Regions from separate parts of the Homo sapiens genome. Here region 1 is linked to region 2. Evidence: read pairs that join two places in POLR2A ChIA-PET (ENCODE). Cell type or tissue: Caco-2. All regions are shown on one strand. Each heading gives the region's core, and the rest is flanking DNA. Links, peaks and the distances in the headings are about the cores only.

What was found. Peaks named below come from ENCODE experiments on the same cell type or tissue, not always from the same donor. Only the 100,000 strongest peaks of a DNase experiment are listed, where the experiment ranks them.
Region 1: POLR2A ChIA-PET joins it to region 2 with 5 read pairs; 2 of 35 experiments call an interaction of 5 or more read pairs at or near these places.

Annotation. Positions count from the first base shown.
Region 1 is chr20:47,156,544-47,161,922 of GRCh38, forward strand. All of the region lies in intron 10 of EYA2 (EYA transcriptional coactivator and phosphatase 2), which reads left to right. It also overlaps the pseudogene RPS2P54. Among named protein-coding and RNA genes, the nearest start is that of MIR3616, 7.7 kb to the right of the region's middle. In Caco-2, for the core only: no CTCF peak of the experiment used is centred there; no DNase peak of the experiment used is centred there.
Region 2 is chr20:48,545,137-48,550,515 of GRCh38, forward strand. The region is part of intron 1 of LOC105372646 (a long non-coding RNA gene); the gene reads right to left. Among named protein-coding and RNA genes, the nearest start is that of LINC00494, 190 kb to the left of the region's middle. In Caco-2, for the core only: no CTCF peak of the experiment used is centred there; a DNase peak (open chromatin) is centred at 2,715.

The DNA of each region.
Region 1 (5,379 bases), core at 113-5,112, 1.4 Mb before region 2:
CCTGACACATGAGCCTGGTTGCTAAACGTGTGATTTATCCTGATAGCTTTAGGAGCCATCAGGAAAATAATATGTCACTGTGTTAACACTGAACTCTCTCCAAAGCATCCTGCCCAATGGTCATTAATACAATTCAGGCCACAGCCTCTTTAGCGCTCTTAAGATAAGTTAAACACTTAGCACAAGAGATGTGGCCCAGGTTTCCCTCCCAGGGAGTAGACTCCTCTCTGGCTAGTCTGGAGGCAGCATTAAGCAATCTCACTTGAAAAATATACCTGCCTCAGAGGAGAAGGAGCAGCCAGGAAGTTCATCGGGGCCCTGATGAGCATCATTTTTCTAACGCAAATTTGTCAACAATTTCTGCATTCATGTCTCCAAGCAGCCAAAGACAAAAAGTAATGGAATCAAACCACAGCAGGAGAGTTTGAGAAACCCCAGCTGTCACCAGCTCAATCAGAACAGGTTTTGATAAGTATTTGTCACTGAGTTTACTGATCAGCAACGTGCAACAACAGTAATACTAAGTATCGGCTGGGGATGGTGGCTCATGCCTGTAATTCCAGCATTTTGGGAAGCTGAGGAGGGCAGATCACTTGAGGTCAGGAGTTCGAGACCAGACTGGCCAAGATGGTGAAACCTCATCTCTACTAAAAATACAAAAATTAGCCAGGCATAGTGGTGCACGCTGTAGTCCCAGCTACTCAGGAGGCTGAGGCAGAACAATCACTTGAACCCAGGAGGCGGAGGTTGCAGTGAGCCGAGATTGCACAACTGCACTCCAGCCTTGGTGACAGAGCAAGACTCCGTCTCAAAAAAAAAAAAAAAAAAAAAAAAAAAGAGTACTAAGTATCATACCTGTGGGATGCAGAAGGGCAGTCCAGATTGGCATTTACAGTCCTAAATGACATTTGTTAGAAAAACAGGAAAATTCATAAGAATAATTGGAAAGACCGTTAAAATAGATAAGGCTTTAGCAAGCTTAATCAAAGGGGAAAAGAGAGAGATCAATAAACAACATCCAGAATGAAAGGGTGGACATTACTAAAATCCAGGGGAGGTTGTTTCTTTTAATTACAAGAATGCCAGGCACACTGTTTTACCAATGAATTTGAAAATCTAGGTGAGATTGACACTTTTCAGGAAGACACAAATTACTGAAATTAGCCCAAGTGGAAATAAAAATAAATACAACAAACCAAAGATCATGAAAATTTGTTAAATCATTAAAGAGAAAGTGCGTTTTTGGTGCCCCCACCAAAAAAGGCACCAGGTCCCACTGGTTTTAAACAAGAGTTCCAACAAAACTTCAAGGAAAGGATAAATCTCATCCAGCATAAACTACAGAGCAAAGAAAAAGATGGAATGCTCTCCCACACATTTTATAAGACTAACATCACCCTAAAGCTGACACTGGAGTTACAGCGCATATGACAAATGGACAAATTGCGGTCGTCGCTGCTGAAGTTGGAAGGCCCCTGCGATCCCAGCACCTACCTTCATCCATGCCCTGTGACTCTTTACAGAAGTTTTCTGCAGATCCTGTCTGAGCTTTAGTTTCCACACTGGTGAAAAGAGGGGTCTGGACTATAATTGGTATCATTTATTTGACACCTGCCCCTTGCCTCGTAACACACCTGCAAGCAGATAGAATAACCATATTTTGTAATTTTTTAAAAAACACTGAAGACTGTCTGGGTGCAGTGGCTCACGCCTGTAATTTCAGCACTTTGGAAGGCCCAGGTGGGTGGGATTACCTGAGGTCAGGAGTTTGAGACCAGCCTGGTCAACATGATGAAACCCCATCTCTACTAAAAATACAAAAAATTAGCCAGATGTGGTGGCAGGCATTTGTAATGCCGGCTACTTGGGAGACTGAGGCAGGAGAATCGCTTGAACCCAGGAGATGGAGGTTGCAGTGAGCCGAGATCACCCCACTGCACTCCAGCCTGGGTGACAAGAGTGAAACTCTGTCTCAAAAAAAAAAAAAGGAAACTGAAGACCTTGCTGTGTTACCTGAGCCCAGGAACGATGACACCCTTGTAGCAATGAGGATACTCAGATAACAGTTTCTAATACCACGCTGCAAGAAAAAGGAACCAGAGCTCCATGGAGAAATGGCTGATTCTAGGGCTGGGCCAAGAACTATATGATTATCCCAGAGCATCTTTTAGCACCGTAAAGTAAGGAATTGCTCAGGAAAACCCAAAGTGATACGTTATGCCAGAGGAACACAGGATCCAACTGAAAAGAGTTCCCAATGGCCAAATCCAGAAAGATAAAAAGAACAACAAAATAAAACAAAAGCTGGAGTAATAAAATAAATAATATAATATCAGATCCCAATGGCCAAATCTGGAACAATAAATAAAAAGGAGAGCAAAATAAAATAAAAGCTGGAATAATAAAATAAATAATGTAATATCAGATTCTAACCCAAAGTATAAAATAAGTATGTATGAGTCTATGCTGATGTAGATAAATGATTGCATAAATAAATAAGTGGGGAGACTAAACAAATCTCCCACACAGAAAAATTCCAGGTAACTTATGTAGATACTACACCCATAGTGTGAGCCACGCATAGTGACTTCTTTCCAAAGAGTACAATATAGATGAGGGGAATAGTAACTTCGGAGTGGAGAACCCTGATGAAGACCACCTGAGCCAGGTGATCAAGGTCAACATCAACAGTGATTAGTCATGTTGATAATATTTACCCTTGATGTGATATGAAGAGAATGGCACTCCCCATCTGTGACCTTCCCAAAACCCAGGAACCCGGTGTCATCATGAGAAAAACATCGGAAAAATCCCAGTTGACAAACATTTTACAAAATACCTGACCAGTTCTCCTTCACACCGTCCTCAAAAGCAAGGAAAGCCTGAGAAACTGTCACAAACCAGAGAAGCCTAAGGAGACAGGACAACTACGTGTCATGTGATATCCACCTTGGATCCTGAAACAGTCCAAGAACAGTACAGGGAAAGCCTTAAAAATCTGAATAAGTAATTGACAGTAGTTAACACAGCACTATCTGCTTATTAGTTTTGACAAATGCAGCATACTAATGTAAGAAGTTAACAAAAGGAGAAAGTGGGTGTGGGGTGTATGGGAACTCTCTGTACTATCTTTGCAACTTTTCTGTAAATCTAAAACTATTCCAGGCCAGCCACGGTGGCTCATGCCTGGAATCCCAGCACTTTGGGAGGCCAAGGTGGGCGGATCACTTGTGGTCAGGAGTTCGAGACCAGTCTGGCCAACATGGTGAAACCCTGTCTCTACTAAAAATACAAAAATTAGCCAGGCATGGTGGCGCATGCCTGTAATCCCAGCTACTTGGGAGGCTGAGGCAGGAGAATCACTGACCTGAGAGGCGGAGGCTGCAGTGAGCTGCAGGAAGCCACTGTGTGGGCAGTGTAGTGAGGAGAGGGTAGGAGATGAGGTCAGGGAGGTGATGAACCTGAGGGTGGGCAGACCACATGGAGCCAGGTTCCACTGTGAGGACTGTGCTTTTATTTGGAGGGAGGTGATATCCATTGTGGGGATTTGAGCAGGAGCGGGACGTGATCTGACTTAGGGTTGAACAGGATCCCTCTGGCTGCTGGCTGGAGACTAGGCTGGGAGGATAGGGGCTAGATAAGGATAGGAGCAGGAAGAGTGAGGAGGTGACTGTAGTAGCCTACACCAGGGGTCAACAAACTTCTGTAAAGGACCAGATAGTAAATATTTTTGGCTTTGCACATCATAGTGGACCTGTCTCAGCTACTCAGTTCTCCTGCAGTAGCACAAAAGCTGCAGCAGACAGGATGTAATTGCATGAACATAGATGTGTTCTAATAAAACTTTATTTACACAAACAGGCGACAGGCCAGATTTGGCCCCTGGGTTATAGCTTACTAACCTCTGATCTAGGTGGGAGATGATGGTGGTTTGGACCACGGTGGGGCGGGGGGCGGTGCGGGCAGTGGAGGAGGTGAGAATGGTCAGATTGTGGGTATATGTCGAAGGGAAAGCCAACAGGATTTGGTGATGGATGGGTGGCAGGATGTCAGAGAGAGGAGACGGGGATAACTCCAAGACACATGCAGTGCCTAGGCCAGTGTTGGGAACATAGAAGGTGATCAGTGTGTACGCATCTTGAATCAGCAATTTGGTATTTCATGCCTCTTTGCCTTGTCTTTTCCAGTGACATGATAGGCACTGTGAGGGCAAGAGCCAGATTTCATCCTTGAAGCCTCCCCTCTCTTTTTTTTTTTCAAGCTTAATTCACTTTATTTTTCTTGTATAAAAACCCTATGTTGTAGCCACAGCTGGAGCCTGAGTCCTCTGCACAGAGACTCTGATGGGGTCTTGACAAGGTAGTCAGTGAATTCCTGACCTGAATTCCTGAATTCTAGGGAGACTTGGTGAATACAGTCTCCTTCCAGAGGTTGGGGGTCGGGTAGCTGTAGGTCTTAGAGATAGCATCAAAGGTGGCCTTGGCGAAGTTTCCCAGGGTGGCAGTGCAGCTGCGGCGTAGCAGTCATAGATACCCGCCATCAGCAGCAGCTTTTGGGCATGGGGACCGAGATGATGCCAGTGCCCCTGGGTGCAGGGATGAAGTGCACCAGCACAGAGCCACAGTGGCCTGTCACCTTACAAGGGACGGTGTGGGGCTTGCCGATCTTGCTCCCCCAGTAGCCTCTGCACATGGGGACAATGGAGAGCTAGCCCAGGATGATGGCCCCGCGGATGGCGTGGCCACCTCCTTGGAGCACTTAACACCCAGATCGACATACCATTATAGTCACCGATGACAATAAATCCCTTGAGCCTGGTGCGCTGGCTGGCGTGGGTCTGCTTTTGTACTGGCATGATCTTCAAAACCTCATCCTTGAGAGAAGCCCCCAGGAAAAAGTCAATGATCTCAAACTCTTTGATGGCCAGGAAGAAGAGATAGATCTCCTCCAGGAACTTGATCTTCATGTCCTTGACCAGGTGGCCCAGCTTGGGGATAGACGTCCACTCCTTGTCCTTGGTCTTGCCTCTGTGAGCTCCTCGGCCTTGGCCCGGGCCCTGTCCGCGGCTATGACCCCAGCCCCCGATGCCCCTGCTGAAGCCTCCACAGAAGCCACCGTGGTTCCCCATCCCAGGGTCCCCAGGGCCTCCAGCCCCCCATCCCCCAAAACCGGATGTTTTCTTGGAGAAGAAAGAAGCTTCCCCTCTCTTGACCCATCATTGTCTGATGCGGTGCCGGGCCCATAGTAGGTGTTTTTATAGTCTTGGGATAGACAGATCTTCTCGAGCACAGGCTCTGAAAGGAGATGGGTCCGGGTGCTGGCTCCTCTTCCCCTCGCCTTGGGCACATCTGAGTTTGCTTGGGCTGCCATTACAAAGTC
Region 2 (5,379 bases), core at 200-5,199:
ACTCTACGCTCTACAGAACATGTGCTTCCCATTCCACCTTCCAGCATCTGCTAATCCTGGATGGCTGCCCAGCCTTGCCCTGGCCTCCCTTCCTGCTCATGAGCATCCCCTTCCCCACACAGCAGTTAGAGGAATCCTTCTCATGCTGAATCAGCTCCAGGCACCTCTCTGACCACAACCCTCCAGTGCCCCCATCACAGGACAGACTGATCAGGTCCTGCCTCCTCTCAGTTCCCATCTCTGCCCAGGCTCCCCTCACACTTGCCCTCGGTCACTCCAGCCTCACTGCAGTGTCCTACTCTCCACCTCAGCTTGTCCCACCTTAGGTCCTTCTATCAAGAGTGACCGTCCCTGAATATGCCCACCCTCAACTGGCTCCTCCTCGTTACGAAGATCAAGCGGCACCACCTCAAAAGCCCTCCCGACACCCCAGTCCAACATCAGCCACCCCCTCCCATCTGTTAGGTCACTCTCCCCTCCTGGAATGTAAGTCCCAAGAGGACAGGGATGCTGGCAGTGCTGGCCACTGCTGCATCCCCAGCACCCAGCGCCCAGGACCCAGTAGGTACTCAGTGACATTTGTGGGGCACGTGATGAATCAAAGTGGCCTGGGACTGCAGGTGGGAGCAGCGCCCCCTCGGCAGCATGGGGGGTTGTAATAATAATGTCACCTGTGTTTACAGCCTGCTTCACAACCTGCAGAACTTAAGCACCCACCATCCCTGAAAGAGAAAGATAAACACAAATCCAGACGTTTAGCCAGAAAATGAAGGGAAGACGGAAAGGTTTAAAAATGAGCGAGAGCATATGTTTCTTCCTGGCTTCAAGATAAAAGAGGATACCCAGAGGAGAAAAGCACTCAAAAAACATGATGCTTTATTCAAAAATTAGCCCACAGCAGAGTGTCAGGGAATCTGTAGTAACGAAGACTCTGGGATAAATTCTTTTAAATTAAGAAGCAGAAGGAGAAAAGGCAGCAGCCCTGAGCCTCGACTTTGGAATGTCCTCCATCCATCTGCATCTGTCATCAGCTGGCAGAGCGGGTGCATGGCAGGGGGAGCCAGGGCCACCATTCCTCCCTTCAGCCCTTTCTGCTCTCAGTTTAGGGATAACCAATGTTTGATGGCTTGTCTCTCAAGAGTGATTAGAAGCAAAGCTGCCCATTACAGGCTAAATATCAAAGCGTTCCTACAGAAATCTCACTTCCTAAGCTCAAAGCCCTGATTCTGGGCTGCCTCTTGACCCAACTCATCTGGGACCCTGACTGGCACCAGCAGACGACAATGGGCTGACACACACCGTGCTTACTTTAGACCGGGGAGTGCAGTTCTGAGCTCTCCGGGTGTGTGAACTTACTTAATCATCACCTGAACTCAACGATGCTATTGGGATTCAGCTCACAGATGAACAGAGCCAGGCTGGGCAGAATCAATGCTCCCTGGGCCCATGGCTGCAGGACAGCAGAGCCACTTCCAGGACCCCCGGCCAGCACAAGGCCCACACCACTGACCACTGACGGTGCTCTGTGATGGAAGAGGGGCCTCAGCGACAGCCCCAGATACCAATATTGCTCCAAGTGCCTCTTTCCAGGAAACAGTCCTCTTCTGAGACAGTGAATCCAGCATAACAGGACAGTGAACAGACTTTTCCAGAGCTCTCAGAATCATGGCTGCAGTTCTACAGCTTCAAAGCGAGTGTGCAAACATCCACAAGAGTCCCTGGCCTCCACCCCAACAAGAGAGAGACATTGGAAAGGTGATTCCTGGGAGGGTGTGTGATAAGAGTTTGGATATTGGACCCCTCCAAATCCCACGCTGAAGTGGGGTCCCCAAAGTTGGAGTTGGGGCCTAAAGGGAGGTGTTTGGGTCATGGGGCAGCTGCCTCATGAAGAGCTTCATACCCTCCCCATGGTAATGGCTTCTTAGTCTATGAGTTCCTGTGAGAAATGACTAGTTAAAAAAGCCTGGCACCCCTCTCCTCTCACCACGTGATCTGCATACACCAGCTCCCTTCCCATGCCATGAGTGCAAGCAGCCTGAGGCCTCACCAGAAGCAGACGCTGGCACCATGCTTCCTGTATAGCCTGTAGAACCATGAGCCAAACAAACCTCTTTATCAATTACCCAGCTTCAGGTATTCCTTTATAGCAGCATAAATGGACTAAGACAGAGTCTTAAATCAGTTTGGGCTGCTATAACAAAATATTATTGACCAGGTGGCTTAAACAACAAAAATTTATGTCCCACAGCTCTAGAGGCTGGGAAGCCCAAGATCGAGGCACCAGCAAATTCAATGTCTGGTGTGGGCCTGCTTCCTGGCTCACTTATGGCACCTTCTTGCTACATCCTTACAGGGCAAAAATGGGAGAACAAGCTCACATTCTCCTTTCCTAAGATAACTTCAGTGTTGTCAAGGGGTTCACCTCTTCCCATGCAACCCCTGTGGCCTAGGATCCTCCACTCCAGGGTGATTCTGTTCAGTCTGAGCCTGTTCGCATACGGCATATGCCCCTGCTGATTGGTATTTGCCCAGGGCTGGGGGCAGGTATGCCAAAATAGGCCAAATACACTAAAGGAAAGGACTTGTAGTGCATGCTTTGGGGGAGTTTTTCTCCTGTCTTTACCCAATGGGCCTGCACATACTGCCATGTGGCCTCACACGCTGGTGGCAGCGGTCTTGTGACGAGGAGGTGAACCAACCTCAGAACATAGCCAATAGAGTGAGCAGCAAAGCGGAGGCCAATTAACCCTGGATCTCTGCGGACATCGTAAAGCTGCTGAATCAACCTCCCCAGAGGTCCAGCTCCTGGCTGGTCTTTGAACTGGGAGATAACAAGTTCCCTTACCATGTTAGAGTCATTAGAGGTTTCAGTTACTTGCAGGCAAAAAGCAAGCTAATCGACACAGCATCTTTTCCAAAAATCCTTCTCTGATCCCCCCAGCAACCAGCAATTCCCCCCTTCTCGGAGCCTCAGGGACTTTTCTCACCAGACTAACCCGCTGTATCGTGTGTGCCATTTATGTCGTATCGCCCCCATGAGCCATGGGCCCAAGGAGAATAAGATCTAAGTCATTTCTCTCCTCCTGAGCCCAGGGCCTTACACTTAACAGGGGCTTTGTAAATGTCATGGCACAAATGAAAGAATAATTTAGAAGCCAGGTATCTCCACTTTAGATTTATGTAAAGAAACACATTACTGTTACTTCAACTGCTCTTTCAGACTGTATGGAAGTATTTTTATGTCAGTAGAGATGAATGTTAAGATGTTTTGTTGTAATAAACTGCATGTCCATAAACGCCCTATCCCTCTTTTCCCCCAGTCAACAGCATCTGAAGACTCAGCAACTTTCTTCCAGCAAATGATGTCCCTCTTTAAAGTTCACACTCTCTTTAACAGATGTAGAAATTCCAACAAACACATCTGGACAGGTGGTTACCAAGATAACTCTCCAAAATAGGTCCAAAATGGGACTCGGGGCCACCAGTGAGATTTTCAACAATTCATCCCCCCATGAACTGTGAGGGCCACCCATCCTTATCACAAATAAACCTTGACATCCCAGGATACGACGCAGGCTGGGCCTTGCAAAGAGGAAATACAGACTCCCTTGGGTGACCTCAGAATAGGATTTCAGGAAGGGGAGTGGTGGTCGTGCTGTAAGGTCAGAGTGGACCTGATCTTACGGAGGCTGTGGAAACCAAGAGCAGGAACCCCCAACATCCAGCTTGGGACCATGGCACACCACTGCACGTTTCTGAAATCTCATCTCCCCGAAAGCCTACCCCTCTCACCATCTTACTTACCATAGTGATGTAGGCCAGGGAAGCTCCAAAGTGGAGCTTAGCCTGAGAGGGTTCTTGGCTTTGCCCAGGAAAGAATTCAAGGGCAAGCCAGAGGTAGAAGAAAACAGCTTTATTGTAGCAGCAGTGTTACAGCTGAAGTATTACAGCTCTGTGACTGCTTCTGCAGAGCGGGGCTACCCCATAGGCAGAGAGTAGCAGCTCAGGACAGTTTTGCAGTCACATTCATACCCACCTTTAATTGCACACAAGTTAAGGGGCAGTTTACGCAGAAATTTTGGGGGAAGGGGTAGTAACCTTTGGATCACCGAGTCATTGCCATGGAAAGGGGCAGTAACTCTCAGGTGTTATGGCAACAGTAAGTTGACATGGCACACTGGTGGGGGTGTGTCTGATAGAAAGCTACTTTTGCCCTGGCCCTGTTTCAGCTAGTCCCCAATTTGATCTGGTGTCTGAGCCCTGCCTCTCGAGTTGAGTCCTGTCTCCTACCTCAATAGTAAACGGCAACTCAGCCCTTCCAGTGGTCTAGCCACCTCTTTCACCTCCACCATGAATACCACAGCCCAGGCATCCATCACCTCACACCAGACCGCAGCAGTGCCTCCTCTCTCATCTCCCCAACTCCACTCCTGTTCTCCATGCAGTTCATTCTTCACACACAGCCAGAGGTACTCGCTACCAAATCCTCTGTCCAAAACCCCTGGGCATGTCCCATCTCATCAGAACACAATCCAAAATTCCGTATCGTGTAGAGTGAACGACTTGTCCCAGCTTTCTGAAGACTGCCCCAGTTGTATCACTCAAAGTCCTGTGTCCTGGCAAACCTCAGTCCAGGCAAACCAGGAGGGTTGGTCACCCCAGGATCACAACATTCAAGGCCCCCACATAACTCAGACCATCCTCCCCCTTGCTCACTCCACTACAGTGGCCACACAGGCATTCTTGTTCATTCTAGAACATGCCAGGCACACTCCTACCACATGGAGGGCCTCTGCACCGGCTGTTCCCTCCAACTGGAGCATGCTTCCCCCAGATGTGCACCTGAAAGACTCCTTTGATTCCTCCAAGCCTGTGCTCAAATGGCACACTTCAGAGAGGACTTCCACGCCCCCATGATCTAAAGTAAAGTAGGCCCTAGACACTTGATTGAAAAGCCCTGCTTTATTGCTTGTTTTTTATGGCATCTATTACTACCTAGAATAGCACACATACTCATATATGTATGTACATGTTTGTGTGGCATATGTGCATGCACATGTATGTCTATGTGACTGTATCTGTGGTGGGGCAGGCTGTGCCTATTGTTCACTGCCCCTGAACTCCCCTGGAACATCAGCTCCCGGAAAACGGCCCTGGTCTGTTTCATCCACAGCTGCATCGCTGGTGCCTAGAGCGTGCCTGACACGTAGGAGCTGCTCTGTAAAGAGCAGATGAATGAATGAACGGTACACTCTTCTGAAAGTGTTGCCTCCATGGAGAACTCAGGGAGACAGACACAAGCTGCCTGGCCCAGGGTATCTGAACCCAGCGGCTGGACTCCTTGTCCAGTGTTCCTTCAGGGTAAGAGCTAAGGTTGCA